Linked DNA regions of Homo sapiens: regions 1, 3 and 4 are each linked to region 2. Evidence: chromatin loops called from intact Hi-C (ENCODE). Cell type or tissue: PC-3. All regions are shown on one strand. Region 1 has its middle 92 kb from the start of FOXN2. Region 2 has its middle 20 kb from the start of PPP1R21. Region 3 overlaps FOXN2 (forkhead box N2). Region 4 overlaps STON1-GTF2A1L (STON1-GTF2A1L readthrough).

Region 1 (8,000 bases), 200 kb before region 2:
TTACCTCATTTTTGTCTCAGTAAACTACTTAGTTCCATCACATCCAATCTCTTCTTCCAGGTATATAGGGGTCCCAGGTCAAGGTATCTGGAAGCAGGATGGCCCTAAGCATGCACAAAGCTGGCCAACAGCTCCTTCCTTACCTTTGAGCTGGACATCCTGGGAAGGAAAAATAATTCAATGGTCAGTTCCAAGGGGTGAGCTAAATGTAAAACCAGAGCCCTAAGGTTTGTGTTGATAGCAAAGTACAGAGATGATAGAGGAGCAGGTTTGGAGGAGGTAAACTAGTGATGTCCCCAGAGGCAAAAGAATTGAAGAATGTTTTAAAGGAGAGTCAGTAAGCAAGCCACTGGTTGGGGAAATTCCAGATCCCTGGTTCTTCCTTCGCTTTCCAAGCATGATTGCCATCACCAATACCCAGCCCTGAACTGAATCACGTGGCTGGGCCCCTGCTACCCAGTCTCAGACTTCCCTGAGCTGCCTACCACCCTGCCTAAATTTCTGAAGGCCTCCGATTCCCACCAATCATGAAGTACATGCATGTACCTCCAACAACCAGCATTGTGTGGCCATATTTTTGGGATGCCTTTGCAGGACTGGATTCACTGCTAGCAGCTGCAACTTTATCAGCTCTCCAGTGAGTCTTCCCCCCATTGATTTGTTCTGGCCTCTAGATCCCAGCTTCCCAGGTCAATACTGTTAACCAAAGGGAACCACACCCTATGGGGCCTCATAAGCTGGTTGCTATATGAAATTCATATGTCAAGTTAGATAGCAGTTTCTGCCTAGAGTGACTTGTCTGTGAAAACAGCTAACCTGAAACCACATAAAAAGTGGATCACCATATTGTTGCAAATTTAATTCAGAGCAATGAACACCAATGGTACAAATATTTGGACAGTATCAGGCCAATACAAGTACAGGCCCTGTTATCAGATGTCAGAAAAAGAGGGCAGGTAGGTTAATGGATAACAACTGTCAGAGGTTAGGACAGATCAAGGATATGTCAGGTTAAGCAATCAGAGTCCTGTGATATATAAATCTGATTCTGAGGCAAAGTCTGCCCCAGATCACACATTGCCAAGGCAGCATGTGATCCGAATTGAACTATGCTCAAAACTTCTCACTCAACTAAACAATTATAGGTGGCTAAAGAGGGAGCAAGGGAGTGGCAGAAGGTTCTAAACCTAATAGTAGGTACATATGCAGCTTGGTGTAGTGAAGAAAGCACTTGACTAGGTATGTAGACCTGAGTATGGTCCTGAACTCCTCTCTATGTCCCTTATTCCAGAAACCTCCACCCTGATCCCAAACCTTGCCCAGTGGGGTCTTCTTGCTTTCAATTTAGCAAGCAGAAGTTTGTTCTACATCAGTCCTCCACCTGACTTTGATGGCCTAGAGTAGGTATTTGGCCCCTTTAGATCTGCTTGGTAAGGGAGCATTCCCGGGATTATTGACAAGCAATCACCATTAGTGATCTTGGCAACACTTCCATTCCTGAGAGCAAATAGCATGTGTCCTTAGCAGCTGAGGCCCCCATCTGAGGTGTTTAATTTCCAAAGGGAATCTTGGTGCATGTTGGGCCTATAGAAACTTCTAGCTAAGAAAAGAGAACCAGTTCTCTATATATGAAATGTCCTGGTCATATAACTACAATGAGACATTTTAAACCAGTTTCTCTTTTTAAAAAAGAAACAGAAATTTATTTTAAAAGAGGAACGAACAGCACTCTGGCTTTTGAGGACTTTACTTTTCCCCAATTCTGAAGGTCCTGTATTCAATCTGTGTATTGAAAACTGTGTTTTACTTTTCCTGGGGAAGTGGCCCCTGCCCTGGTTGTCCCCAAAATGTCAGCAATGTGGGTAAATGCTAGCAAAGTAGCTGTCTTCTGCTTTAGATAAAATTCTACCTGATCTTTTTTCTCCTTTCTCCCTAACACAAGTCAGCAGTTAGCATAAGAAAAAAGAATCCAGAATTTTCTAAACATTTGACACATTAAAAGTCTCAAAACTCATTTGCTGTTGAAATGTTGAGGTTTTTCTACCACAATTCCTTAACACACCTCCCTCCTGACCAGTCATCTTAAAAAGTAACTTTCAGCTAGGCGCAGTGGCACATGCCTGTAATCCCAGCACTTTGGGAGGCCGAGGCAGGTGGATCGCCTGAGGTCAGAAGTTTGAGACCACCCTGACCAACATGGTGAAACCCCGTCTCTACTGAAAACATACAAAAAAAATTAACTGGGAATGGTGGCAGGTGCCTGTAATCCCAGCTACTTGGGAGGTTGAGTCGGGAGAATCGCTGGAACCTGGGAGGCGGAGGTTGCAGTAGCCAAGATTGCTCCACTGCACTCCAGCCTGGGCGACAAAGAGAGACTCCATCTCAAAAAGAAAAAAAAGAAAAGAATAGATAAAAGTAACTTTCATTATTTAACTTCCTGCCTCAGACGTCTTTACATGTCAGGTGTGGTAGCACATGCTGGTAGTCCCAGCTACTTGGGAGGCTGAGGCAGGAAAAATCACTTGAGCCCAGGAGTTCGAGGCTGTAGTGTGCAATGATCATGCCTGTTAATAGCCACTGCACTCCAGCCTGGACAACTTAGTGACATTCTGTCTCTAAGAAAATAAAAATAAATTAAACCTCATTGCTATTTAAAAAAAAAAAAATCTTTAAGAGTGCTCATGTCTTCAGGGTAAAGTCAGATTCCTTACCCTAGCATTCAAAGCCCTTCACCGTTAGGTCTTATTGCCTACTAGTCTCCTAAAGGAACTCATAGTTCAAGCCAGAGAGATCCGATCACTGCTTTTACAAAATATCTTATATGTTTCCTGATCCTCATCTCTGCTTCTGTCATTTTTCCTTCCTTTCCACTTACCCAACAGTTACAATTCTTTAAACACCTAGCTCAAGTCCTTCCTCCCTCATAATGGAAGATTACAGAGCCAGGGAGCTCTTCCTCCCTGCTATATTTGCATCACCTATTTGCTATCTGCTCCCATCATTTGGCGTGTTGTCTTATGACAGGCTTTGTATGTATTTTTAACTTGTTTTCTATTCTGCTCATGTACATATTTACCTTTTCAACTTTGATGTTTAACTTTAAGGTCAAGGATCATATCTACCATTGTATTAGCACATCATGACTCACAATACTTACTAATTTCAACTAATTGACAGTTTAAAGAGGAGGCAGAGTTCAGTGACTCATGCCTGTAATCCTAAAACCTGGGGAGGCAGAGGCAGGTGGATTGCTTGAGCCCAGGAGTTCGAGACCAGCCTGGACAACATAGCAAAACCCCATCTCTAAAAAAATATAAAAATTAGCTGGTCATAGTGGCACATGCCTATAGTCCCAGCTACTCTGGAGGCTGAGGTAGGAGGACTGCTTGAGCCTGGGAGGTCGAGGTTGTAGTGAGCCGAGATTACCCCAGGGCACTCCAACCTGGGCAACAATGCTAGATCCTCTCTCAAAATTTTTTTTTTTTTTAATTAAAGGGGAAAATTTTTTGCTTTCATCTTTTCTTACAACCTTCCCTACTTGCTTTGTATCATGAACCATTCCAGTTGGAAGAGCCAACATTGTTCTTTCTGGTTGGAACTTGTGTGGAATTCCAGGTTTTTGCACAGAAAGGGAACACTCCAGGAGAGAGAGAGAAGGAAGCTCTTGTAGTACTAGGATGGCTATCTCCATGACTTCCACCTTTCATCTGTAGATGTCCTCTCCCTCCATGAGCATGCTGGTGCCTCTTAAACACTCTGGCTCAAGGTAAACAAACACAAAAGGCCTTCCCTTGGACCACCTTCCCACAAAACAGACAGGCTTTATTGGACACTAAGGGAGGCCAAAAGAGAAACAAATGCAAAGAAAAACAAAATAAAGACAGACTCCTCTAATATAAATTTTGAGTCCTTCTAACATGAACTCAATCCCAAGGTTCTCAGGACTTGTCCTATTTTACAAGGCATCTACAGTGTCTATAGTCTATCCTCAAATAATGACAGCAAAAATTTTAGGCATACTCAGGGTCTTGTTTCCTATTCTCCAAATTGTGTCAGGCTGAAGTGTGACATTTTATGACCCACTATTCCCTTTTTGGCCATATGTCCTACACTCTCTATTTGCCCAATGTGGCACATCTATAAAACGAGGATAGTTATAAAGCTGATGTGAGGATTGAATGAGGTAATCCAGGTATAGCAGTTAGCATTCAGAAAGCATTCAGTAAATACTATTCATTACTATTTCACAAGCAAGACTGACAAAACTGACCTGTGGTTGAGAAAAGAGTGGGTTTGGCCAGCTGTGGTGGCTCACGCCTGTAATCCCAGCACTTTGGGAGGCCGAGGCGGGTGGATCACAAGGTCAAGAGATCAAGACCATTCTGGCCAATGTGGTGAAACCCAATCTCTACCAAAAATACAAAAATTAGCTGGGCATGCTGGTGCATGCCTGTAGTCCCAGCTACTCGGGAGGCTGAGGCAGGAGAATCGCTTGAACCTGGGAGGTGGAGGTTGCAGTGATCACGCCACTGCACTCTAGCCTTGCGACACAGTGAGACTCCATCTCAAAAAAAAAAAAAAATGGGTTAGGGACAGGGAGAGAGAGACAGAGAGACATTTCAATTTTAACCCTACTACCCATACCACTCATCTAGGGCACCTCCACCACCTCTTTCTAGTTTCTTCTTTTAAAAACATGACTCTCATGCACAATGACTAAAGAGCACAGCTCTACTCTTTCAGTCCCAAACAACACTTACATCCTAATGTAGTGCAACAATTGTTACACTCAACATAGTAACAAAAGAGTCCATTTTTCTAATGGTTCATTTCTACCAGTCCAATAGTCTCAATATTTTTTCTCACTGTGATATAATCATGCTAATTGTCCCAACTACAACTGTTCCACTCCTCTGTCCTTAATTCAAGACGGAATATCACAAGCATCTCTTCGCTTTCTTCCTGGAATGCTTGCAGAACTCATAAAATTGTTCAAACAGATCACCTTGTGACTTTGATAAAATCCTTTTCCCTATCTGCGCCTCAGTTTCCTCATTTGTAGGTAAGTGTATCTGACAAGATGATCTCTAAGGTCCCTTCCAACTCTCACCTTCTCTGTTGAGAGCTTTGAATGTTGGATTATGGAGTTTACTTAAACTCATAGTCAATAGGCAGCCACAGAAAGAAGTTGAACAAGAAAAGCATGTGATTGAAATTATTAACGACGATATTTAGAAAGAATAGGAAGCACAGGGGAGAGAATTAATGAAGCTTGAACAGGAGAGATGGGTGATATAATGGGAAAGCAAAAGCTTCTCAGGCTCAGCAATCAATTGGATATAGGCAACAAGGGAGGCTGGGAGTCAAAGGATTGGTGATTGGGGTGTTACAGAAACAGAGAAGTAGAAAGAAGTCATGTTTTGAGGGTAACACAATAAGTTCTGTTTTGGACATATTCTATACTTCAACGATTCCACTCCAAGGCATAAACCCCAAGGAAATTCTCGGACCCGTACAACAAGATATGTATGGAAGAAGGTTTATTGTAACATTATTCACAATAGCAATAACAGGCCAGGCATGGTGGCTCATGCCTGTAATCCCAGCACTTTGGGAGGCTGAGGCAGGAGGATCGCTTGAGCCCAGGAGTTCAAGACCAGCCTGGTCAACATAGTGAAAACCTGTCTCTACCAAAATTACAAAAGTTAGCTGGGCATCATGGTGTGCACCTGTAATCCAAACTACTAAGGAGGCTGAGGCAGGAGAATCGCTTGAACCTAGCAGGTGGAGGTTGCAGTGAGCTGAGATTGCACCACTGCCCTCCAGCCTGGGCAACAGAGCAAGGCTGTCTCAAAAAACAAACAAACAAAAACAATAGCAATAACCAATAATGGGAAATAATTCACACTGCCCATGAACAGGAAAGTAGATAATAAACTATGGTATAATCATGCTATAAAATAGTATACAGCAGCCAAAACAGGTGAACTACCATACAGCAATATGGATATCTGCAATATAACAGAAATTAAAAAGTTTCTTACATACAGAATGGTATCCTTTTTATAAAGTTAGAAATAGCCAACATTAAGAAGATATATATATGTGTGTGTACATATATAATTTTAAGGAATATGTGTTGATATAATATCATAATATTTAAGAAACAAAGGAATGATGAACACAGGAGTTAAGATAATGCTTTTTTTTTTTTAATGTGGAGAGACACTGGGATGCAATGAGGGAGCTGTGCCATTAGATACAGATTACCGTATACAAGATACAAGGACCTAGTTTTCATCTTGGATTTTCAAGTGTTTATTACATTATTTAAAAGTAACTGACCAAATAAACAAACACATAAATGATCAGGGGAATAAAATGTATTAGATATAAATCATTGCTCTAAAAATGGATCCTAAAGAATATTACAGGGATTTTAAAAATACAACATAAGAAGATAAAGCAAATTGGTACAGGAATAAATTAAAGAAAAAATGAAAACATCTTATAAATGAATGCTACATTAGCAACAACCAAAAATAGGAAAGTATGATAGAAAGCAGGTTAAGACATGAGGGAAAGGCTAGACAGACAGAATGAAACAAAAAATATATATAAATGATAGAGAAAGTATACAAAGGAGCTTCAACTCCTTAAAAAAAAACTCCTTAAAAAAGAACCAAGATTTTAACTAGAAAATTGCCATCAGCAAAAAGATCACATATTCCATAACCATGTAATTTTTAACCAATAACATACAAGCAGAAATCTTGTGTGTCACTTCAGAGATGTTTCCTTAATAAAGGGGTAGGCCCATTTATTTTTCCTTTATCCTGCTGCCTGACGGCTGGTACTCAAGCAGCCTTCTGGACTACAAGGACAAGGACCATTCTGTAAGAAATGGTGGAGCGGTGAACTGAAAGGGCTGTAGGTCTGTGATGAATTCATGGAAGCATCAGGCCAGTTCTGGACTTCTTCTATGTGAGGAGTAAATAAACTTCCAACTTGTTAAACTCTGTATGTAAGTGTTGGAAGCCTCCTTATAATCAGCCAAATTAAATACAATAATTATGACAGTGGCTGCCATTTAGATCATATATATATATCATCTAAATATATATATATATATAATATATATATATATATATATTTAAGGGACAGGCCTTCTCAAATTTGGGAGGAAAATTAAATGATGAAACTCAGCCAAAAAAAGTCAAATCAAAATAATATAGAAATAGGGACTATAGAAGCCATTAGGGAAGTATTAATAAAGAAAATTTAATTTACTTAAATATAAAACTAAGATTAAATGAGAATTATGATTACAGACGAAAGGTGATAAAATTGAGAGTATGGTACAATGGTGAATATGCTGATTTTTTCATCTTGCATCACATTGGGTCAATAAATACAGTTAAAAATTGAATTTTAAAAGTTTTTTTAAATGATTCCTAGTTTTTTAAATAATTTTTTTGAAAAATATCTTGGAACTTCCATACTGAAGAAGCATTTTTCTAAAGTTCAGTAATTCTTACAGTTTCACTTCAATTTTCTTTGACTTTCTTAAATGCAAGTATAACTAAAGTTATTATACCTTATTTTGAAATAGCATATAGAGTAAGATTCTCATTTTTGTCTGCCAATCTATCATTCTACCTATATTTACCTACTTACCTCCTCATCTTTCTGTCTATATCTTAGAAGCACGTAGAAGGTTTTGACAGATCTTCAACAAACATCATTTTGTGTGAGTCTGAATGGTGGAATTTATTTTTGTTTGCATGTTTTAATAAGGATCATGTACTATTTTGATAAAATAGATCAACTCTGTAAAGCCAATTTTTTTTAAACAAAGGAATTCTCCCACTTTCTTCTGGAAAAGTTTTATAACTATGCACAAATGAAAATGAATACCTGCTTCCATAACCAGGCACTAACAGAAATTATGTCCCAAGATTTTGATTTTGCTATAATCATGAACAGAGGTAGTAACTGCA
Region 2 (8,000 bases):
ATAAGAATATCAAGTTCTTGGTGCCCAGTAGGCATCTAATAAATGAGAGTTGTTATTAATATGTTTAATCCTCAAAAACAGACATACCTACAAAGACACACACACACACACACACACACACACACACACACACACACACTTATGGTCCTTTTAAAGGAATTCCATCTTTGGTGGAGACAGATGGATACCCCCTTCAGACCCTGAGCGTGAACATTGAATATCTATTCTTTGCTTTTTTGGAGCCTGGGTCATCTGAATACAATAAATATCCCTGAGAGCCTCTGTGAGTTCAGCCCTGGCTAGGTCAGCCCCTGAACACACACTACCAGGCTAACTGGGAAAACAAAACATCTAAGTAGGAAAAACATCCCAAGACTGCATCTGAGTAAGTAATAACTATTCTGTGGCATAGATGGGGTTTGAAGTTCAAGATCCACCTGGAATACAATTGCAAGTGCTGTGCAGAAAGACTCTGTGGGGCCAGGTGCGGTGGCTCATGCCTGTAATCCCAGCACTTTGGGAGGCCGAGGCAGGTGGATCACTTGAGCTCAGGAGTTCAAGACCAGCCTGGGAAATATGGCGAAACCCCATCTCCACAAAAAAATTAAAAAGTAGCCAGACATGGTGGTGCATGCCTGTCATCCCACCTACTCAGAAGGCTGAGGTAAGAGGATCACTTGAGCCCAGGATGTGGAGGCTGCAGTGAGCCATGATCATGCCATTGCATTCCAGTCTGGGCAGCAAAGTAAGACCCTATCTCAAAAAAAGAAAAAAAAGAATTTTCCTCCCGGTCCTGGAGGAGGAATATCTTCAAAACTGCCTGGAAGTTCTGGCTCCTGTCTGGGGTACACCTGAACAGGACCCTCTTTACCAGCCCTATCTGCTCCCTCTGCTCACATAACTGGTTCAACAGCCACACTCCTCATTTCTGTCCCCAAATAGAATGTATGCTTATGTGTGTGGCTTTTCACATGCTGTACCCTATGCCTAGAATGCCTTTCCTCCCATTCCCCCTAAAACTTCTATCAAAGCTTAGAGCCACCCTGAATTGCTCTCCTCTCATAACCCACATCCTGTCTGCCAAGACATCCAGGTGGGCTTCTATATGCTGCCTTCAGAAAACACCTAGAATCTGCCTTTGAGTCACCATATTGGTAGTGAATACCTAATCTCTGAACATGTCCTCTCTTACCTGAATCACTGCAAGAGCTTCCTAAATGTTCCCTGCTTCTGCCCTTGCTTCCCTGGCCCCCTGTATGCTCTCAACACAGCAGCCAGAGTGACCTCCTTGCAACACAGTCAGATCATGTCATATCTCTGCTCAGAATTCTCCAAAGCAGAGGTGGGCTGGAATGGCAAGCATTAGTTAGTGAGGGCCAATCCTGCACATCTCTCCCCTATCTGTGGTCAGGAATGCCACACTCATGGCTTGAAATAGGCCAAGGTGGGAGATTTACCACAGAAATTGGCAAATGCTACAAACCAGGGCTTTTTATTTTTATTTTTCTGAGACCTAGTTGGCCAGCATACCGCTGCTCCTATGATGGTACATTTCTCTCAGAGTCAAAGTCCAGGTCTTTAAAACTCCCCACAAGGCCCTCTGCAATCTGACCTTCTCTCCTCCTTCCTTGCCCTCTGCTCCAGTCACACTGACCTTGCTGCTCTTCAAACATGCCAGCACATTGTAGCGTCAGGGATTTTTGCCCTGGCTGCTCCCCATGTCTGGATCACTTCCCCCAGGTAACCATACCTGGGCTCTGCTTATTCCTTCTCTTATGGTAAGTTCTTGCTCAAATGTCACCTTCTCCTTGAGGCTTACCTGACCACCTCCCCAAAAATGCTAAACCCCTCTCCAACTCTCCTGACCTCCTTACACTGTTCTATTTTCCCCACAGCATTCTAACCCGCTATAGAATGCACTTACTTATTCTATTTTTTATTCATATTTATGCGCGGCATCCCTCCCCGCCACCCCACTAGAATACCACCTCCATGAGGGCAGGGCCTGTTTTCTTCCCTGATGCATTCCAGCACCTATAAGGGTGCCTGGCACCCAGAAGGCACTCAGTAAGCATTTATTGGCTGACCGGCTAACCTGATCTTCAAATGCCCACCTGCTCTGTATATCTTCCCTAAACTTAGCACCTTCCTGCCTTCCTCCTCTCCATCCCCAGAAGGTCCAGGCTTTTGTCCCTCTATGTTAGTGGAGTCCTCTTTGTACATGAAGCTGCTAAAGTGCTTCTGTTGCACCATAATGATTTTCTTACTAATGGCCTCCCCCATCAGCTGGCTATGTCTGAGCTCTTCAAAGCCATCTCCAGCACCTATCCCAGTGCCTGGCACATGCACCACCCCATTGGTCTATTAAATGAACATATGAATGTATAGAGGAACAGTAGCCAGAATTTAATTTTTCACATTGATTCCTTTTCTCCTCCAGAGGCCCCCTTTGGTGATAGCTCTGCTAGGAAGGCCTAGAGCAGGGAGGGACTGGGAGATATCATAGAGGGAGGCAAAAGGGGTGCTTCTGGACTCTATGCTCTGAGCAGTCTGGTTATGACTATCATGCTCCTGCCACTTCTCTGCTCAGCCGTTACTCCTGCCTTTCATAAGCTCTGATCTCCCTTGATCCCTGGCTAGGGTCAGCTTTACACACAGGGAAAGAAGACTGCTGACCGTGGTGTGATGCCAAGGCTTCAGGAAGGGTTCTCATTCCCAAATACTTTCTTTCTCTTTGTGCCACTTTCCTTGGAGTCTTCTTGGAAAGCAAAGCCTCAGCTACCTGGTTCACTGCTTGAGGTCGTGATGGATGCGTAGAGTATTTTCAGTTTTTCAAAAGGTTTTATGGAAATGCTGTTGTTTCTGTGTTGCTCAGAGTCTAGTGGGGGAGTCGGAAGCATGGGGTTATGGTTGTGGCAGAAGCTTCCAAGGAAAAGCTCAGGATGCAGGAAGAATGCCTGAGGGGAGGCCTTTGGCTGGGAGCACGGAGGGGTCCAGGAGAGGAACTCTTCAGGCAGAGCCAACAGCATCTCGGTGAGCACAGGGCAGTGGGGACCGAGAGGCCGCCCGGGCTGGAGGGCAGTGAACACGGGCAGCGCAGAGTGGCACCGAGGAGGGAGGGGCTGATTGTGCAGGCCCCTAGGCCATGACAGGGCTTCTGCTTTTTACTGGAGGCCACAGGGAGCCATCCGAAGCTGCCCCCTCTAAAGGATTTTCTTGAGCGGGAAGTGGCAGGATCAGATCTGCGATTGAGAGAAGCCCTCCCTCTCTCATCCTCCCGCTCAAGCCCTGTGTCCTCTAAAGCCCTGGCTCACGGAGCAGGAAGGTGGCCTGGAGCCCAGCAGGCACTCAGTGCATGGCCAGAGGGAACGGGAGGCCCAGGGGTGTGCAAGAGAATGGGCGCCCGAGCCTGCAGAGCGCCTGGCAGTTTAGAGCGGTCCCGCCATCTTCGGGGTCTTCCCTGCCACAGAGGCTTCTGAAGGTCGAGGCCCCTCGTCTGTCCCCAGTGACGCCCCTGTCCACACGGGCCAGCTCACTCCTGCTCTGCTAGCCAGGCCTATCCAGGACAAAGAAGGGGCTGTGCCCCTGCAGAGAGGGGGGTATCCTTTCCCAACCATCAAGTGAGAAGGAAGGGTCCACACCCAAAGCTAAGCCCCAGGGGAAGACAGGATGTCCCAACACATCCTGTAGAAGCACCTAGTCATCTTCCAGTTACCAATTTGCCTTACTTGTTCTGTTCAAATAGGGTAATTGTTTCCCCAAAAAGACTTGGGTATAGTGGAATGAAGTCACCAGAGACGTGCCTAAACAATGACAAACACCGGTCCTGGGTGCGCCGAAACCCTGGTAACCAGTTACTCAGACTGCGGGGCTGATTTTATCTTTCCTGAAGCAGCCGCGGAGCAAATTCAGTGATGGCACGCCCCCTGGTGGTGATACGAGGTTCTACCAGGCAGAAAGGACCGTTCTGGGGAGCGACTCCTCTGGGTGGAACGGAGAACGGGAGGAGGAGGAGGTTTCCGGACGTTCTCAGCGGCACATATTCATGGCTAATAATAAATGTTGATCTGTTGATTGAAATATGAAATAAAAGTGATTAATATAACCATTAGTAATCAAGGTATTGGAATGTGAGAATTTTAATAAAAGGTAAATCATCAGCCAAGGCAGGAAGAAAGCAGGGAGAGTTGGTCTGATAAGAGAAATAACTTTTGAGAGCGTCCATATACTTTCTGCTTTGACACTGTGGGTATTATATACTGTCTTTGTTTACCTAAGGCAGCCTCTCTTTTTATTTTGAAATTTTTCAAATATACACAAAACAGTGAAAAGAACTATAAATCCCCACATACCTACCACCCAAGTTCTGGAATATCAAGTTTTTGTCACTCTTGCTTTATGTATCCGATTTTATTTTATTTTATTTTATTTTGAGATGGAGTTTCACTCTTGTCCCCCAGGCTGCAGTGCAGTGGCGCGATTTCGACTCACTGCAACCTCCGCCTCCCAGGTTCAAGCGATTCTCCCGCCTCAGTCTTCTAAGTAGCTGGGACTACAGGTGCATGCCCGGCTAATTTTTGTATTTTTAGTAGAGACAGAATTTCTCCATGTTGGCCAGGCTGGTCTTGAGCTCCTGACCTCAAGTGATCTGCTCACCTCGGCCTCCCAAAGCGCTGGGATTACAGGCGTGAACCACCGCACCCGGCTGGCATGTTCTTACATAGCCACACGCCCTTATTTCATCAAAAACATTATGTAGGCTGGGCGCCGTGGCTCACGCCTGTAATCCCAGCACTTCGGGAGCCCGACGGGGGTGGATCACGAGGTCAAGAGATCGAGACCATCCTGGCTAACACGGTGAAACCCCGCCTCTACTAAAAATACAAAAAATTAGCCGGGCGTGGTGGCGGGCGCCTGTAGTCCCAGTTACTTGGGAGGCTGAGGCAGAATGGCGAGGACCAAGGAGGCGGAGCTTGCAGTGAGCTGAGACCGGCCACTGCACTCCAGCCTGGGCGAAAGTGCAAGACTCCGTCTCAAAAAAAAAAAAAAAAAAGAACATTTTATAATTCCTTGGAGTCATCTAAATCAAGCTCGTTCAACCCGTGGCCTGCGAGCCACATGCAGCCCAGGACGGCTTTGAATGCAGCACAACGCAAATTCGTAAGCTTTCTTAAAACATCATGAGATTTTTTGGTGTGATTTTTCCTTTATCAGCTCATCAGCTATCGTTAGTATTAGTGTATTTTATGTGTAGTAAAAGAATTCTTCTTCCACTGTGGCCCAGGGAAGCCAAAAGATTGGACACCCCTGATCTAAATGACCATACAAACAGTCTACATTTAGGCTTTCTTGAAAACTTATTGCAGTTGTCTGGTTGTTAGGTCTCTCTATCTCTCTCTTTCTCCTCTCTCTCCCTCCCTCCCCTTCTCTCTCTCTCCACCTCCCATTCCTTGTCCTCCCCTTCCTCCCTAACTGACTTATCCTTACATATAGTGAAACGCACAGGTATTAAGCATACAATTTAATGAGTGTTGACAAATGCTCACACCTGGTAACCCACACCCTCATCAAGATAGTGAACATTCCCATCACCTCAGAAAGTTACCACCTGTGCTTTGGCAGCGAACTGTGTCCTCACCCCCAAACCGCTTATCTGATTTCTTTCACCATGGATAAGTTTTGCCTGTTCTAGAATTTTATATAAAATGCACGCTTGCAGTGTGTAGTCTTTTTGAGTATGGCTGTTTGTGCTCAGCATGATATTCTTGAGGTTCATCTGTGTCTTTACTGAGTTGCATTCCATTGCTCGCATTTACTACAATTTGTTTATGCACTCTCCTCTTACTGAGCATCTAGATTGTTTCCAATTTAGGCTATTATGAATAAAGCTGCTATAAATATTTTTGCATAAATCTTTTTATGGACATATGTTTTCAGAGTGTACACTTATGTTTAGCTTTATGAGGAAAAACTTGTCTCATCTAAAGCACTTCTTGGTCTCCCTTTTTGTTCAGTTGTCCAATAGTTCAATATTCTGCACATACCCGTCAGCTTCCTTGTGGTATCACTTACCTGGTCCCTGCTCTGATTTCTAGATTTTGTTTGTTGTTGTTTTTTTTTTTTTTTTTGGAGACATGATCTCACTCCGTCACCCAGGCTGGAATGCAGTGGTACAATCACAGCTTACTGGCAGGTTTAAACTCCTCAGCTCAAGCCAACCTCCTACCTTAGCCTCCCAAGTAGCTAGAACTACAGGTGTATGCCACCATGCCCAGCTAAGCATTAGAAAAAGGTTATCTTTTGTAGAGATGGGGTCTCCCTATGTTGTCCAGATTGGCCTTGAACTCCTGGCTTCAAGCGATTCTCCTGCCTCAGCCTTCCAAAGTGCTGGATTACAGGCATGAGCCACTGAGCCTAGTCAAAATTCTGAAGGAAAATGCTGGAGTTTTTATAAACTGAAAGTTGGATCTAAAACCTGGAGGAGGGAGGCAGAGGTTGCAGCCAGCTGAGATCACATCACTGCATTCTAGCCTGGGTGATGGAGTCAGACGCTGTCTCAAAATAAAAAAATAAAACCTGGAGAAGACACACGTTAGTCACTATGGCAAGAATGACTCAGAAGTGATGCTATATTGTTTATCCTGCATCTCATTAGAAAGCACGTAAGTGGCATGCTTGCCCCACTTGCAGTTAAGACAATAAGACTGATCAGTAGATCTAAGGAGTGGAGGCCTGATTCCTCACTGTATCCTCCATCAACCTCTCATCTTTTGGCTTCAGATGATCTTTACCTTGAATAAATTCCTTTGTTAAGGATTACAAAATAGTGGCTTTTGAAATTCTGTCATCTCTCTACATTTATTATCTGGAATTCTTCTGTAAAGAAGCTTCCTTTATCAACTTTCCGTCATTGTCATTTGGCAAAGGCGGGAAAATGTGTAACTATTTGTCTGTAATTGCATGTGTCACTAGCAGTTTTAATTCACTAGCAATTTTAGTTGCTAGTGAAAAGTTTTAATCTGGCTGATTGTTAGAAACTTTCTAAAAGCTAAGACAAGAAAAGCTCTCATAATGAAGTATTATTCAAAATGTAAGTATGAGAGCTCCCTCATCTTGCTTTAAGAAAAAGATACATAATATAGAAAAACATTGACATATCAATGGACTTGGATCCACTCTGGGCTAAACAGTTATAATTGTAATGATAATAACTACTAACATTTAGGGAACATTTCTTATCGATTTAAATTAATAATTAAATTGAATTAATGTTTGTGATAAGTTATTGAGAAGATAAAAGTACTAGTCATTGTGCAGTCTAGAGGGCTTTAATCAAGTTAGATTTAACTTTTCCCCTTGAGGAAATCATGGATTCGTTTTATTGAGTAGACATTTACTGAGCATTCACTTCACTGGTAAAACAAAGATGAATTAGACCCAGACACTATGAGGCCTCAAGGGGCCTAATAGATGAATTTTGTCTCACTGGTTCCTGGGACTTGCTTTGGTCAGATATTTATGGTCTCTGTTGTGGTATGTACAAAGAACACCCTGAAGCGCTTGGCAACACCCTGAGGTCAGATATCACCTGCCCTATAGGCAGGTGACAAATAACCGGCTCTGGGATGGGGGAAGGGAGAAGGTTTGATTGGTAACATTTGCCTATTTCCGTGGTGCAAATACAACCACCATGGCCTGTTTCAACCTGCCAAAATAATGTCACTGAATGCCGAGTTGCAAAGATATGCATAGCACACCATTATATAGTATTTCCACTATACAGATACAATAGAGGTAAATAACGTCACAAGCATAGATAATGATTAAATAGAGTAAAATAAGGAAGGGATGAGCTTTGAGTATTTATTATCTTTGTAATATAACTTAATTGTAAGTTTATATAATTTAATTTTTAATGATGACTATGTTTAACAAGTGGCTTGCACAATTTCTGAAAATTTAACAGCTCTAGAGAGCCAGTATGTATGAGCCTGCTCCAG
Region 3 (8,000 bases), 76 kb before region 2:
GTTATGTATCACAATTTTATGTGGTTCATTGAAATACTGTTCTTAAAGGAGTAATAAAAAGAAATGTTACATCATAGGCCCAGGTTTCCTTTTATTTATGCATTTGGCTTTATGAAGCAAACTGACCATGCATATTATTAATGCTGTGCTAGTGAATGTTTTCATTTCATTTTAAGATGTAGTTTCTCATAAGACTATAATTTTTAAAATAAATAAAATAGAAAGTTTTCTTGATTTTATTGTGAAATATACAGATCTTTTTGTAGTAATATTGCATATTTATATATTCCTGAACACACTAAAATTGTGCACAGCTGATGGGCCAACTCACTCAAAAGTGAAAAATATGCAGCTTTGTAACCAGAATGCTAACAAAAATAAATCTTAATGAGAATACTAGAATATATTAAAACATATATGAAATTTGTCACAAACAAGTAATATGGTCAGTTTAGGATTTTAAAAAGAACATGAACACTGTGCAAGGAAGGGTTGAAGCTACAGGATGATGGATGCCAGGGTAAAATGCATAAAGATTTGGAAAGAAGAGCTCATTAAACACTTCCAAGAAAGAGCATGTGGCCAAGCTGTGCCAAGAGGAAGAACATGGGTTGAATGAGAATTGTGTACCGTACTGTCTTTTCAGCAGCTTGCTGCTTTCCACTGTGTTAGCCTATTTCGGGTTCAGCTGTTGTTGTTTGGTAGTACAAAAACATAGGCTGAGAAGAATCATGTACAAACCAATATGACTTACATTATACTAAAATCATTCCCTTATTTACCAATGGGCTAATTCGTGTTATGGAAAAGGTTTGTAACAGAACAAGCTGTACTAAGAATATAAGAGGTGGCTTCTGTTTTTGACTTGAGCTCTCTGATAAGTCCATGACCTTTTTAAGATTTGATTTTTGTGTGTGAAATGGAAATACTACATCTAAAAATAATGTAGTACAGCCTTTTCTCCCTTGAGCTTATTGTTTTAATTTTAAACTATAAAAATAATAAGCACATTAAAGAAAAATTGGGAAATAGAACAACAAAGACAAAAATTAGTAATATAAATCACCGTTTTCTTTTTTGTATGTATTTTTTACTTTTTCACTGGTTTTTATAAGCTTTTTAATTTATTCACATTCTTCAAGTCAGTAATTTTTAATGGCTACTAAATATTAGATTGAATAGTTGGGCTTTAGTTTACCATTTCTCTGTTATAGAAAATGTAAGTTGTTTATAGTTTTCCATTATCTTTAATAATTCTTGGATGAATATCTGTGTGTCCCTCCACACATCGTGGGTTGGGAAGGGAATATCTTTTTCCCTACATAAGATTATTTCACAAAAGTGACACATTTGGAATTGTTGGGTCAAAGAATGAAATTTTTAATAATTCGTGATACACATTTCCATTTAGCTTTCCGAAATGGCCCTAGGTCCTTGCCCAAAATTGTTTATTTTATATTTTTTAAAATAAGTTTTTTATATAATTTTTTAATTTATGTATTTGTTTGCTATTTGTATTTAATATGTGAGAAAAGATCATTTGCCTGTTTATCCATTGTGGTGGACTTGGTGTTCCAAATGGATAGTGCTCTGTCTACGGTCATAGCACCCTGAACATGCCTGATCTCATCTAAGTGGATAGTGCTCTAAAGTGTTCTATAAGGATAGTTTATAAACGGCTTTTTTTCCTTCTTGAAAACACAATGACAGTTCAAACCTTACTAAGATAATGTCAGCACTTGGTTTTTAATAATGTCAATACTTGGTTTTTAAACTTTGCTTGGATTAACACTCTGTAACTCTTTGGCATATTTTGCTGCCATACTATTTCTTTACATCTTAATGAAATTTTTTTGTAAACTTGTAATTCAGAGGAATAACATACTTGCAACCATTTAAATTACTTATGAGAAAATTTAGTCAATAGTTATCAGGAGACTGATTTTTGAGTATGTTACGTTAATAAAACTCACTATTTCTGTTTTAAGTAGTATTGATAAAAATTCAAGTTTCTTGAGCGATTGAGAGTGACTCTAATGGCCAGAAATTTGAATATTGAACTTAGCCTCGTTTATAATTTTGGCTCCACTTTTTATTAGCTTTAGAACCTTAGGGAAATGGCTTACTTCATTTCCATTTCCTTATTAACAATGAATTTCAGTTTTTTTTATTGTTACCATTTAGGATGTTTCCTACCATTAAGGATTCATTTCCAAAATAAATTAACTCTTCAAGGCAGTTAGTGCACCTTTTTGCAGAATAGACAAATAATTTGTATTATGAGTTCATTTCCATCTGAAATAATTATGATTTGAGTGTCTACTCATACTCAACATTTTGAAAAGATTCATTAGGAATGCAAAAGTAAAAAACTCTTATCCCAGCTAGGCATGGTGGCTCATGCCTGTAATCCCAACACTTTGGGAAGCTGAGGCAGGAGGATTGCTTGAGGCCAATTGTTTGAGACCAGCCTGGGCAACCATAGCAAGACTCTGTTTCTATAAAAAAAATTTAAAAATTAGCTGGGCATGGTGTGTGCCTGTAGTCCCAGCTACTTGGGAGGCTGGGGCAGGAGGATCGCTTGAACCCAGGAGGTGGAGGTTACAGTGAACCATGATATCGCCACTGTACTACAGCCTGGGTGACGGAGTGAGACCCTGTCTCTTTAAAAAAAAAAAAAGACTCTTGCCTCCTCATGGAATTCACAGTTGGAAAGGAAGGGCATTTATTGAACTAAGGAGTAGTTCAGAGTAAGTAGAGATGATGCATTTTAAAGCCTATGACATAGAATCTGTAATGTAGTAAAATCTCAGCAAATGTTAGCCACTGCTGTTTGGTACTTTCTAATTTCTAGATGTAATGGAAGATAGATGGAGATTTAAGTGACAAGGCAAAAGTGAGACATTAGAAATTAATCACTCCCTTCTTTAACTGAACACTGGGTACACTAAAGAGTGGTTTTTTGTTTGTTTTTTAAGGAAGCAAGACATTATTCAATTCTCATTCGTCATGTTTTTAAGTCTCTATGAATAGAGAGACTTTGATAAAATGAATAATTTGGTCACTTACATAGTACAGGATATCAGTTCTGAAATACATTGTGTGCTCATATATGTGAATGTTTATTTATGTGTGGTTTTCATAAGAGATTGAAACAGAAACCAAATCCGTTATCGTTTGATCTTTTCCTTTTTACAGTGTTGTGATGTTTCAAGTTATGGGTGCACAGGAGAGAGATAAGAACTGGATATGGAAAGAATGCTGTTAAGATTTAAAATGAATAGGATTTGAGTCATTGGTGCTCATGGGTGTTGTGTACATACTGTTGCCAGCACATATTGTGGTTAGAGTTTTGTTTCTGGAGTCAGTCTGCCTGGATTTAAATTCTGACAGTTCCACTTACGCTTAACCTCTCTGATTAATTTTCCTCATCAATAAAGTTGAATTAATAATAGTGCCTACCTTATAGGGTTTAATTGACAGTTAATTGAGATATCATATGTAAATTGTTTAGCACAATGCCTGGGCACTAAAGTATTATCTAAGGCTGTTGCTAATGGAGTGCTCTGAGGCTAACTACTTCTGGTGGTAGCTCCCAGAATCCAGATAAACTGTTCTACATCTAAAATTAACTAGTTTTCTCTTTTACATAACTGACATAAAAAGTAGAAATAAAATTAGCCGGTTTTCAGAATTCTTGAAGTAACCTGCCATCTATGTCTTAAGCAAAACAAACTCTGGAGGTACCCCCCCCCCCCAATTATTTCAGTTACACAAGCATAAGTGGGTTGAATAGGATAATAGTCGGTTTTTCACTGAATTTAGAAATGAGTTATCTTTATGAGCCATTGAAAATTAATTAAATAGCACATTAGCCTGTTGCTTTCTTCTCTGGTCTGTTATTGTCTCATGATAAAGTTTTTGAATAGAAGGGTGTTTAAAGTGCAAAACAAAAATAATTTGAGAAAATAGAAATGAAAAAAGAATAGTAACAGCTATTTTTCGCTCTCCTTGAAAGTACAGGGACAGTTCATACCTTACTAAGAGAATGCCAGCCTTGAAATGTCAGTACTTGAGATGATATAGAATGCAGAGTTTAAAAGTACTGGGATTTTAAAAAGAAATGATAACTTATAGTGAATTTAATTTAGCTAATGATAAATTTAGTGAATAAGAAGTGTTATCTTGTTAGACTTACGGAAGTATAGAGTAGAATGGTTGGTAACCAGATATGGGTGGTGGGGGTAGGAGGAGGGTGTAGGGAAGGGGGAGATGTTAGTCAAAGAGTACAAAGTTCTGGTTACACAAGAGGAGTAAGTTCTAGTGACCTATTGCATAGCATGATGACTGTAGTTAATAATAATGTATATTTCAAAATTCCTAAAAGACCATTTAAAATGTTCTCACCACAAAGAGAGATAGGTATATGAGGTGATGGATATATTAATTAGCCTGATCTAATCATTTCACAATATATACATGTATCATAATATCACATTGTACCCCATAAATATATATAATCATTATTTGTCGATTCAAAATAAATAATGAAATAAAAATGTTATCTCTTTTTAGTATGACGTGCTGTAAAAATAGTATACATAGTTTCTTTTTATAGTAAATATTTGAGATTTGAGGAAAGGGTTTATTTTAAAATATTGCTTAAATATTTCAAATTTATTATTTTCAAGATTCAACTATTTGTATATAGTAAAATCATAGATTCTTAAGATACGTATAAAGTCTTATAGTTCAAAGAAATAGCCTGTCCACTTTAAGTAATAATAGCCACTTCCTATTAGGTGATTAGTGTGGGCTAGGTACTTTACTAAGTATTTAAAATACACTATTTAATTGTGTTAATATCACCCATACACCTGGTCCTATAAAGCTGCACTTTATTTACAGCCATTTCAACTAATATAAGTTATTTTCCTTGTATTATAACCATTAGTATCTTCATTATACAAATGTTGTGCTTAAATATTATGTGGGACAATTGATTGCAAAATTTCTCTGATTTGGGGATATTTACATATGTATTTTCTTTTTCCCAGAGTTTAAGAATCTAAAGTATTACATTGATAATTGTTTCCTTTGTTGCAGAACTGTAAGAGTAAATGGGTCCAGTAATTGGAATGACTCCAGATAAGAGAGCTGAAACCCCAGGAGCTGAAAAGATTGCAGGATTAAGCCAGATTTACAAAATGGGAAGCTTGCCTGAAGCTGTTGATGCTGCCAGGCCGAAGGCCACTCTAGTGGACAGTGAGTCAGCAGATGATGAACTCACAAACTTGAACTGGCTTCATGAAAGCACTAATCTTCTAACAAACTTCAGCCTCGGAAGTGAGGGTCTTCCAATTGTTAGTCCATTGTATGACATAGAGGGAGATGATGTGCCATCCTTTGGACCAGCTTGCTACCAGAACCCAGAAAAAAAATCAGCGACTTCAAAGCCCCCATACTCCTTTAGTCTTCTCATTTATATGGCCATTGAGCACTCTCCAAATAAATGTTTGCCTGTCAAAGAAATTTATAGCTGGATTCTGGACCATTTTCCATATTTTGCTACTGCACCAACAGGCTGGAAGAATTCTGTTCGACATAATCTGTCCCTGAATAAATGTTTTCAGAAAGTGGAAAGAAGCCATGGCAAGGTCAGTGTTTATGAACATTGCTATATTTGGTGAGGTGGGGGGACTAATTAACATGGAGCCCTTAAAATATCTGGAAATCGGGGAGACAATAAGTAGTCAAGTCAAATTACTTCAGCTGAACTGAATTATATTCATTTGTTTTCACTTGAGATGTTTTAAAATTTCTTAAATATTGATATAAATTTAGCAGAATTATGTTTTGTCCACTATAGGTACCTAGATTAGTCTTTTTATTATTTTAGTTCTTTGTTTCTAGTTTCTGTAGTGTTCCTATAACTATCAGCATTTGATTCTTTATTCAATATGATAATCTCTGCCTTATAATCAAAGTATAGACCATTTAAATTAATGAAATTGATATGGTTGGGTTTAAATCTATCACCTTGCTATTTATTTGATTTTCTTTTCCACTTTTCCTGCCTTTTGTGGGATGAGGTGTTCTTCACTTTTGGTTTTGGTGTTTTGGTGCTTTTTTTTTTTTTTTTTTTTTTTTGTGAGACAGTCTCGATCTGTCACCCAGCCTGGAGTACAGTGGCGCGATCTCTGCTCACTGCAACCTCCGTCTCCTGGGTTCCAGCGATTCTTAATGCCTCAGCATCCAGAATAGCTGGGACTACAGGTGTGTGCCACCACGCCCTGCTAATTTTCGTATTTTTAATAGAGATGGGGTTTTGCCATGTTGTCCAGACTGGTCTTGGAACTCCTGACCTCAAGTACCACCCACCTTGACCTCCCAAAGTGTTGGGATTACAAGTGTGAGCCACTGTGCCCAGCCGAGGTGTTGTGTGTGTGTGTGTGTGTGTGTGTGTTTTATGCTTCAATTTTATCTCTACTATTGCCTGATTATTTATGTATTTTAGTGGTTGCTATATGGTTTTCAGTATACATCTTTAATTTATCATTGGTCCACCTTCAAATAATATTATACCATTTCACGTAACTGGCTCTTTACAGAAAAAGTTGCTTGGCACCTGATGCCCTATTGGATTAATTCCTTTTGCCTGGAGAAGTTTATTTAAAATTTCTCATTATTCAGTTTTGCTGGCAATGGTTATTTTAAACTTTTTTGTGGGGTGCAGGTTTAGAATTCTAGGTTGACATTTTTTTCTTCTATGTATTTTAAAGATGATTTATTGTCTTCTGGCTCCCATAGTTTCTGGTGAGAAGTCTGCTGTCATTATTCCTCTTTATGTAATGTCTCTTTTTTTAATTGCTGTCTTCAGTATTTTTTCTTTCTCTCTTTATCACTGTTTTTCAGCAGTTTGACTATAGAGGGCCTAGATGTGTTATTCTTTATTTTTATCTTGCTTTGGGTTCTCAGTGGTTCTTAAATATATGGTTTATTGCCTTTCATTAAATTTAGGAAATTTTTGCTCATTATCTCTTCAAATATTTCTTCTGCCTCACTCCTACTTTTAGGACTCCAAGTAAAAATATATTAGACCATTTGCTATTTGTCTTACCTCTTGATTGCTTTGCCTTTCCTCCACTCTTTCTCTCTTAGTTTGGATAATTTTTATTGATTTTTCTATAGGTTCACCGTTTTTCTTTGTTGTGTTCATTCTGCTGATAAGCCCCAATGAAGGACTTCTTCATGTTTTTAATTTCTAATGTTTTCATTTTCCTTTTAAAAAAGTTTCTGTCTCTGCTAAAATTCCCCACTAGATCCATAAACATATTAATTATAGTTATTATATAATGTCTGTCAGTTTCAATATCTGGTCCATCTCTGGATCTGGTTTTGCTGACTGTTTTAATCTCTTGTTTTTGTATGTATTTTATAATTTTGGATTGAATATCAGACATTGCAAAAGAATGGCAGGGACGGAAGTATGTAATATTTCTACCCAGAAATAGGCATGCCTCTACTCTGTTAGGCTGTTAGTGTGAACAGGTATTGGTCAGTCTAGTTAGTAATTGAGAAGAGTTTTGAGTGTTTGTGGTTGCAGTAATTACCATCAGTACACCACACTCTTCAGACTCCTACAGAGATGGACTGCCAATACTTTGTGTTTAAAGTGAGGCCTGGAGCAATAGATGACTTTTTTGTCTCAGCATTACTGCTACAACTTCATCTTCTAGCTTGTGCCACATTTGAGGTTGGGAGAGAGGTAAGATAGCTCTCTCTGTTGCCCTTCCTACAGCACTAGATTGCTATTGCTTGTTACTTGGAGCAAGGCTTTTGGATGGGGCAGAGTAGGATCCTTGATTCTTCTCCAGCATTAGTCTTAAACAGGTTCTGCATGCCTGTGCTTCAGGTGTGAGTCTTTCTGTGCCTCCCCCAGGAGCAGACAGTCTCTCCATCTACTCAATATAGAGTCTAGAGCTGCATTTTTCAGTAGC
Region 4 (8,000 bases), 170 kb after region 2:
CATGTTGGCCAGACTGGTCTTGAACTCCTGACCTCAAGTGATCCACCCGCCTTGGCCTCCCAAAGTGTTGGGATTACAGGTGTGAGCCACCATGCCTGGCCAAACCTGACTATATTAGAATAACTTGAAAGCTTTTAAATCATCTCAATGTTTAGGTTTCACTTCATGCTAATTAAATCGGAATCTCTGGCGGGGGTGGGCGGTGGGGAGGGAGCCAGATTCCAAGTATTTTAAGATCTCTCCAGATACAAGGTGTAGCCAGAGGGAAGAACACTGCTCTCCAGGTGTTGTAAAGTTGTAGAACCAGAAGAACAAGCCCCAGACTACAATTGACTTGAGGGGCAGCACTGCCCGTACCCTGGAGGCCATGGGACCACCTTGTCCATGACTCTCTGTTTGTTGGTTTAACACCTGTTGACTGATGAGAGCTTGAGCTATGGGCAGGATCCTTCAGGTGAGAGACACAGGCCTAGTGAGCTGAGGAGCTCCAGGACCCTGTGCAGAAGGGAAGTTCCTACATTGTCTTTCTTCCTGACACCCCATACCCTTCTTCATTAATGCCAAATTTCACCCCACAGCGTTCTCAAGACTCAGATTAATTATGTTCAGTTCCCCCATACTAGCAAGGATAGCTCAGGCTTAGGGCAGAGTGAGGTGGTGATGGTGCAGCCTGGTCACAGTAAATGGTCTCAAACAGCACATTCTGATCAACTCTGCTGTGATGGGAGGGAAGGTCAGTATCTTCTATGATATAATCCACTGAGATGATGTTTCCTGCTTTCTTTTTTTTTCTTTTTTTGGGATGGAGTGTTGCTCTGTCACCCAGGCTGGAGTGCAGTGGTGCAATCTTGGCTCACTGCAACCGCTGCCTCCTGGGTTCAAGCAATTCTAGTGGCTCAACCTCCCAAGTAGCTAGGATTACAGGCCCGCACCACCACACCCGGCTAACTTCTTATATTTTGTGTAGAGATGGGGTTTCACCATGTTGGCCAGGCTGGTCTCGAACTCCCAACCTCAGGTGATCCACCCGCCTCGGCCTCCCAAAGTGCTGGGATTAGAGGTTTGAGCCACCGTGCCTGGCCCCTGCTTTCTTTTATAACTTGGCTAGAGAGGCAAATTGAACCATTTGCATCATCATGCCAGAGAAACCAGTTTTAAGGTCTTCATACAAGGTTCCAAATGGTCTATTCTAAAAGTTACTTGTGCTAGTTTTAGGTTAGAGGGTTTAAACAAAATCAGAGTATTAGCTTTTGTTTTGCTCAACAAAAAGGGAAAGAGAGGCAGGCAGAAAGTCAGGCAGGCTGGAATGCCTATTGGAAACTCCTGGATCTGCAGGTTTCCCCTGAAATCTGGGTGATAAACTAACTCCTGTTGTTTTCCGTTGATCCTAGAGATGGTCTCGAGGACTAGAACAAAAGGTCCAAAGCAGTTTTTGCATAGACTTGAAGTGGTAATTATGCTTTTGAGAGAGAAGCACAATAGGCTCAGGCTGTGGGCTTGCCCACGTGGTGTGAGAGGGACAAGAGCACAGGCTCCCTTTGTAGTCCATTCCTATTGCTCTACTTAGAGCAGGTGCTCCGGGAGGCCCTGAAGGAAATAAGCACTTGGCTAAAGCCTGGCCAGGGTAACCACACTTATTTTTCAAACTGAGAACCCATACCAATCATCTTTTCTAATTTTGGGAGTGCAGACACGTATGAAGCTTTTTGTGAAAATGATCCTGTTTATAATACTGCATTTTTTTCAGAGTCATTGGTGTAGTTAACTGATTCAATCAACAAGAATTTATTGAGAAGGAGTCTCACTCATTTACTCCACAAACATCTACTAAAGTTCTTCTAGGTATAGGTTCTGTGCTGAGTGTTTAAGAGATACAGACACAAACATGATTCCTACTCTACCAGAAACTTAACAGTCTAGAAGGTGAGACAGACTCTGAAGCAGCTACCCAAATGCACTGTGGAAAAGTGCATAGTTCCAGGCTTGGACAAACATATGCACTTAGGGATCCCAGAGGAAAGGGTAATAAACTGCCTGGGGACTAGGGAGGGCTTCGCTGAAGAGCTGATGGCTGGGAGAGTCAATAGAGTTTCCATCAAAGAAAGAAACAGCAGAACCACAGGTGTGTGGGTGGGGGATCTTACCTAAGTTTTGGGGCTGAGGGAGTGGTCGGGGAAGAGACCAGTGTATTAAGACCTTGTGGGCCATGCTGTGGGGTGTGAAGTTTATCTGTCAACAGGGCCTCGGGGTTGTTTTCGGCATGACTGCTACAGAATCATATCTTGTTTCAGAAAGGCTGGCATGCAGTGCAGAGGAAAGATTTAGGAGTAGATTATAGACACAGGGAAGTTGGGAGGAGGTAAGGGTTGCTGAGCAAAGGCAGTGGCAGAGAGAGAGAGGCAAGAGATGGGTGAGCGAATTCAGGGGAGGTGCCCCTAAGTGATGACAGATTCTCTATGGGCATGAGGGAAAGGGAGGGAATGGGACAAGGTCAGGTGCTCTGGCTGTGGTGGATAGGTGGGCAATGGTGCCATTAGCCGAGATAGCCTGGGATCTTCTCATCACTCATCCTTTTAAAGTCTGTTTCCCAGTCCTGGCCACATGTTAGCATCATTAAAGCTTCAAACACATACCCATATTTGGGCCCCATCCCCTACTAATCGGGCTCTATGAAGATGAGGCTCAGGTGTTGATGTTTATAAAGGCTCATGCAGCCGGGGTTGAGAACTACTGACGTGATCCCCTAGGCAGAGATCATTCCTCCCTGCTCTGCATATGCCTTTGTCTTCCAGACCTCTGTTATTGCTCTCCCATGAGTATTTATTTATTTATTTATTTATTTATGAGACGGAGTCTCGCTCTGCCACCCAGGCTGGAGTGCAATGGCACCATCTTGGCTCACTGCAACCTCCACCTCCTGTGTTCAAGAGATTTTTCTGCCTCAGCCTCCCAAGTAGCTGGGACTACAGGTGCGCACCACCACGCCTGGCTAATTTTCGTGTTTTTAGTAGAGATGGGGTTTCGCCATATTGGCCAGGCTGGTCTCAAACTCCTGACCTCGTGACCTGCCCAGTTTGGCCTCCCAAAGTGCTGGGATTATAGGCATGAGCCACTGCGTCCGGCCTCCCATGAGTATTTATTAGCAGTGGAGCTCACCAAGAACAATGACAAGAATGGACATTTCCAGGGAAACTGGCTGGACCTGATCTTGGCCTTCAGGAATTCTTTTGTAAAACCGTCATATCACCAGGCCCACAGAGGACAACATTTTACAGGCATTTCAGTCAATTACACAGTGATAATTCACTGAACAAATCCTTTGGGATCACAGCTGCTTTATTGAGATCAGGTCTGTGCACAAAGAGGAGGCCCAGGGAAAACACAGTGGGGCTGTGTCAGGTGGCGTCCAGAGGGCATGGTGCAGCTGTGGGCCTGGCTTGGGGCAGGACATTTCTGGGATTACAGGGCCCTGCCCCAAGCTTCTCCGTTGAGGGGGTAGGGAGGGCAATGCAGAGAGTGAGAGGGTGCCAGGGCAGGCTATAAGCTAATTTGCCTCTTGAGAAGTAGGGTAATAATAAGGTTGGAGCAGAGAGGAAATCTTTGTCCTAAGGCAGTGCTTCTCAAACTTTTGTGGGCCCAGGAATCACCTTGTTAAAATGTGGATTTTGACTGAGCAAGTGGGATCTGGAATACTGTGTTTCTAACAAGTGCTGATGTGACGCCAATGCATCTGGCCCAAGGAATACGCTTAGAATAGCAGGATCCCAGAATGCATCTCTATTTTTCTATATGACTTTTAGATCAGTTGTGTATTTAGAGAACATAAAGTTTTTAAAAAGCTCTTTAAAATTTTATCCTTTTCAAGATTGTCTCGGAAAACTTTGCATTATTTGAAAAGATACTTCGAAAATGGAAACTGAATGAATAGCACTGGAGTGCAGTGGCGAGGTCTCAGCTCACTGCAACCTCTACCTCCCAGGCTCAAGCCATCCTCCCACCTCAGCCTCCCAAGTAGCTGGGACCACAGCACGTGCCATCACACCTGGTTAATTTTTTGTATTTTTGGTAGAGATGAGGTTTTGCCGTGTTGCTCAGGCTGGTCTCGAACTTCTCAGCTCAGGCAACCCACCCGCCTTGGCCTTCCGAGTGCTGGGATTATAGGTATAAGCTACCTACCGCACCTGGCAAGAACATATAAACTAGTCTACTATGTTCTAATTATAAAACTTTTTTTTAAATTTTTTTTCCTTCCTGGGAATTTGAGGGATCAGGATTGACCTTTTTTACTGGGGAAATCACCTGTGATTTCTGGAAAGGTGGGGAGGGCTGCTGGTCCCTTAATGTCCCTTCTAACCAGCTTGTCAATGCTTAGTATTCCTTTGACAGTGGGCAGGTCTTTCATTTTGCAACAAAGGTTTGCCTGAGGCACTAGCTCACAGACTTCATTCATACTAAGGTGTGAATGACAGCAGAGGAGCTTAGGCTTTGTTGGGGTGATAGAGAGAGAAAGAGAAAGGAAGAAAGAGAAAGACAGCTGAAGACAAATGAGGATGCTGGTTAGCCAGAGGAGGTGTATATGGTGGCACAGAATTATTAAGGGGAATGAGAGTGGTGGAGGAGCAATTAAATATATCTACCTCTAACTTCCCAATTTTTCGACTTTTCTCTTTTTTTCTTCTGCCCTGTCATCAGCACGTTGGTTGCTCTCTCCTCCTCCACTCTGTCATCCTCTTGCTATTCTTTCCCTTCGGCCCTCTAACAGTTCAGTTTCAGGTGTAAAATATTTTGGTTCAGGAGGGACTGGATATCAACTAGACCTAAGATTTTGTGATTTACATTCCCCGTCCTAAGAAAAGGAATTATGTTGAGTGAACAATGACCAAAGCTGGACAGTTCCCCCTGGTGGTCAGCACTGCGACAACACGATTTTCCTCTATCTTTTATTCATTAATTGGTGAATTTGAAAATAATCTGTTAAGCCCCAAACATGACAGACATTGTGCTAAGGACAGACATGACACCTGTCCCTGTGGGGCAGAAAGTCTGAAGAGGGAGTGTGTTACTAAACATTGTAGAGCATTTAGCATTTTCAAAAGCCTTAAAAAATAAGCCAGAAAACTTGAAAGGAAAAAGGCTTTTACCATTTTTAAAGAAAAGCAGGTAGAAAGGTTTTGTTTCTGACATTTTTTGTACCACTAAGTCTTCAATTTGGGTTTAGTTCTTCAATTTTCATCGTAAAATTTCCCCAAATAATTTTTTCTTATAAAGTGTGAGTATCAAATCAGATCATGTGTAGTATAATTTTTAACTCCGAATGTGTAACATTCACAGTCCCTTTATTAGCAAAATTATAGTAATTAAATAATACTGGCTTTATAATTGAATAGCACTTTGCAAAATAATATGTCTGGCTCATCTATATTGCTATAGAATACTACTGCCCCAGTGCTGTATGCATATGAACTGGTTAATCCTCACAACAGCCCTTATAAGGTTCAGGTTATCCTCATTATCCACATTTTTAGATGAAGAAACTGAGGCTCAGAGAGATAAGCAATTTGTAACCCTAGCCTTAACCACTTTGCCATAACAAGACAGAAGAATGCCTGCAGTAAGTGTAAATGAACTTACTGTATCCTCACTGCAGACAGAGGACTAAAAAGAGTAATGGGGTTTGCAATCTTTCTGGGTGTGTGTGTATGAGAATGAAGTTATCACTTGCCTCCAGTGATCAGGTTGTTAAGAGCACCTCAGAGGCCACTGTTGTCCTACCCTTCCTGTAAGTGGTAGAGATGGCTAATGAGCATCTGTTGGTTAACTGATTGATGATTTCTCAAGGCTTTTTACAGCCTTAGAATTCTATTAGTCACTCTACAAGAAACAGGTTGTATGGAACGAAAGGTAATTTATCTTTTAAGAATTAAGTGAAATCCTTTAAACTCTTGTTTTTGTGCCTAAAGCTATATTCTGATGGAAATGCTCTTTCTCTAGCTATGTCAGTGGTACAGTAATTTAATCTGGTTCTTGAAATTACTCTTTATCTCATACATTTATTTAAGTAAAGATAGCCACATTAGATATGGAGATGCTATGAACAATGCAACAGAATCATGGAATGTTTGTAAAGCTGCTGCAGTGATTACAATGAAAATATTGATCATTTCCTTATAACACACACACACACACACACACACTATATGACCCCCATCTAAAATCTTTGAAATATATCCAGTATCTCTGGGTCTGGCACTGAACCTGGCCTGGCATAGCACAGATGCTCAATAAGTGACAAATTGAGTGAAAACCAATATTAGATTAAAATATTAAAGGCCAATATGCCCATTTCTACTCTGTATAGCTGTTCCAGTCAAAGTATTTTGGAAGGATGAGTGAGAATTACAGTAGGGAAAAATAATTTGTTCCACTGAAAAAAGAATTCTTGGCCTGGAACATTTTCTGAAAGTTAAGTTTAACTTTTAAAAATCAGAATTTTAAAATAATGCGACTTAATTTGGGCTGAAGTTTATTTTTGAGTTATCTGTAAATAGATGGTAAGGAAATGAATAAATTAATAATTATAAGATGTTACTCAGTCTAAGAGAAAGAGGCTTGTACAGGTCTTGAGCACATTGTAGCCAAATAATTATGTTTAATATAAATATTACTCATATCTTTTAATTAAGGAAAACAATTAAGTTTAAGCATATTACTATATTGTTTAATATAAATTAAACATTAATATTAAAAATATTGCTTAAAATAAATATTTAGCAAATTATATTAGTATAATATAGTAATTATATTGTTATATACTAATATAATTTGCTAAATATAGTAATATTTCTAATTAATATTAGTAATATTTCTAATTGAAAACATTTTTAGGAGTTCATCTGTGCCTGCATATAGTAATATATTTTTTATTTTTATATTTTTGCCATTCTTATTCAAAATAGTAATGAAGTTGTACTTGTTTTTAAAGCTAGTACTTAAAAATGGCAGACAGCTTTCCCCCTAGTTGGTGCAAAATTGTAGATTTTCATGGTATGTTGTTTAAATGGAATTTGCACTGCTGCAGTGCTAATGAAATTCCTTATTAAGGAGAGAGATGAGTGCCTTTTATGTTCAAGAGAAATGTTCAATGGCCATTAAAATACTTTGACTATTTGATTTTTTTTCCCTCGAGGTCTAGATCATCCCCATTGTCTGTCATACAAATTAGAGCTTGGATCAGACCAAGAAATTCCCTCTGATTGGTATCCATTTGCTACTGTTCAGTTTTCCGTGCCTGACACCTGTGCCTCAAGGACAGAGGTCAGGTCTCTGGGAGTGGAGAGTGATGTCCAGCCACAGAAACATGTTCAGCAGCGAGCTTGCTACAACATCCAGGTACATCCCAAAACTTCTAGAACTGTGACCTGATTTGGCTTTAAATATTTGTTTTGCTGTCTTTTGTGATCGTGTATGTGTTGTGTGTGTGTGTATATGTGTGGTGAGATTTGCCCTAGAGAGGATCTCAGCTATGGAAACTTGATGGCCACCATTGAGCTTAGTTCTTCCTATCCATTCTGGAGAATGTTGGGAACACTTAATAATTTAGCTCTCAATGAAAAACAGGACATTAAAAATGAATCTACATTTTAGAAGCATATTTATAATAAAAATTATGATGTTAGGACACCATTTCTCAAAATATGTGCTGCAGAACATGTGTCCCATATAATTATCCAACAAAAGAATAAGTTGGGGAATGCCGTATACTAAATTAATGTTAAATAAAGGCTCCCAAGAAGTCCTGCAATAAGGAAACTTGTTAAACTTAGTTAACCCAGTTTTTCCCAACTCATTGGCTATTGTGTCTTGTCTTTGTGGGTATGTGTATGTAAAACACTTATCCCTATCTTGTGGAATAGTGTTCTGTGGAGCATGCTTTAGGAAATGCTGAGTTACTCTATTATGGTAGTTTTCAGTTTTTTTTTTTTTAAGACGGCATCTCACTC

What was found. Hi-C counts contacts between places; a loop is a spot of excess contacts. Peaks named below come from ENCODE experiments on the same cell type or tissue, not always from the same donor. Only the 100,000 strongest peaks of a DNase experiment are listed, where the experiment ranks them.
Region 1: a loop joins it to region 2, with 8 times the contacts of the local background. A loop is called at or near these places in 8 of 110 quality-filtered maps.
Region 3: a loop joins it to region 2, with 4 times the contacts of the local background. A loop is called at or near these places in 13 of 110 quality-filtered maps.
Region 4: a loop joins it to region 2, with 6 times the contacts of the local background. A loop is called at or near these places in 7 of 110 quality-filtered maps.

Annotation. Positions count from the first base shown.
Region 1 is chr2:48,219,022-48,227,021 of GRCh38, forward strand. No RefSeq gene overlaps it. Among named protein-coding and RNA genes, the nearest start is that of FOXN2, 92 kb to the right of the region's middle. In PC-3, no CTCF peak of the experiment used is centred here; a DNase peak (open chromatin) is centred at 3,040; H3K27ac peaks cover 409 bases.
Region 2 is chr2:48,416,990-48,424,989 of GRCh38, forward strand. No RefSeq gene overlaps it. Among named protein-coding and RNA genes, the nearest start is that of PPP1R21, 20 kb to the right of the region's middle. In PC-3, a CTCF peak has its summit at 3,948 (motif pointing left); DNase peaks (open chromatin) are centred at 3,832 and 6,592; H3K4me3 peaks cover 368 bases; H3K27ac peaks cover 1,529 bases.
Region 3 is chr2:48,341,095-48,349,094 of GRCh38, forward strand. FOXN2 (forkhead box N2) reads left to right here. Exons shown (of 7, transcript NM_002158.4): 3 at 5,107-5,657. The coding sequence starts at 5,121. Among named protein-coding and RNA genes, the nearest start is that of FOXN2, 30 kb to the left of the region's middle. RefSeq lists a silencer at 3,193-3,252. In PC-3, no CTCF peak of the experiment used is centred here; a DNase peak (open chromatin) is centred at 3,257; H3K4me3 peaks cover 1,381 bases; H3K27ac peaks cover 3,037 bases.
Region 4 is chr2:48,584,467-48,592,466 of GRCh38, forward strand. STON1-GTF2A1L (STON1-GTF2A1L readthrough) reads left to right here. Exons shown (of 11, transcript NM_001198593.2): 3 at 7,187-7,389. It overlaps STON1 (stonin 1), which reads left to right. Exons shown (of 4, transcript NM_006873.4): 3 at 7,187-7,389. Among named protein-coding and RNA genes, the nearest start is that of GTF2A1L, 29 kb to the right of the region's middle. RefSeq lists an enhancer at 1,067-1,701. In PC-3, a CTCF peak has its summit at 4,909 (motif pointing left); DNase peaks (open chromatin) are centred at 3,225 and 4,885.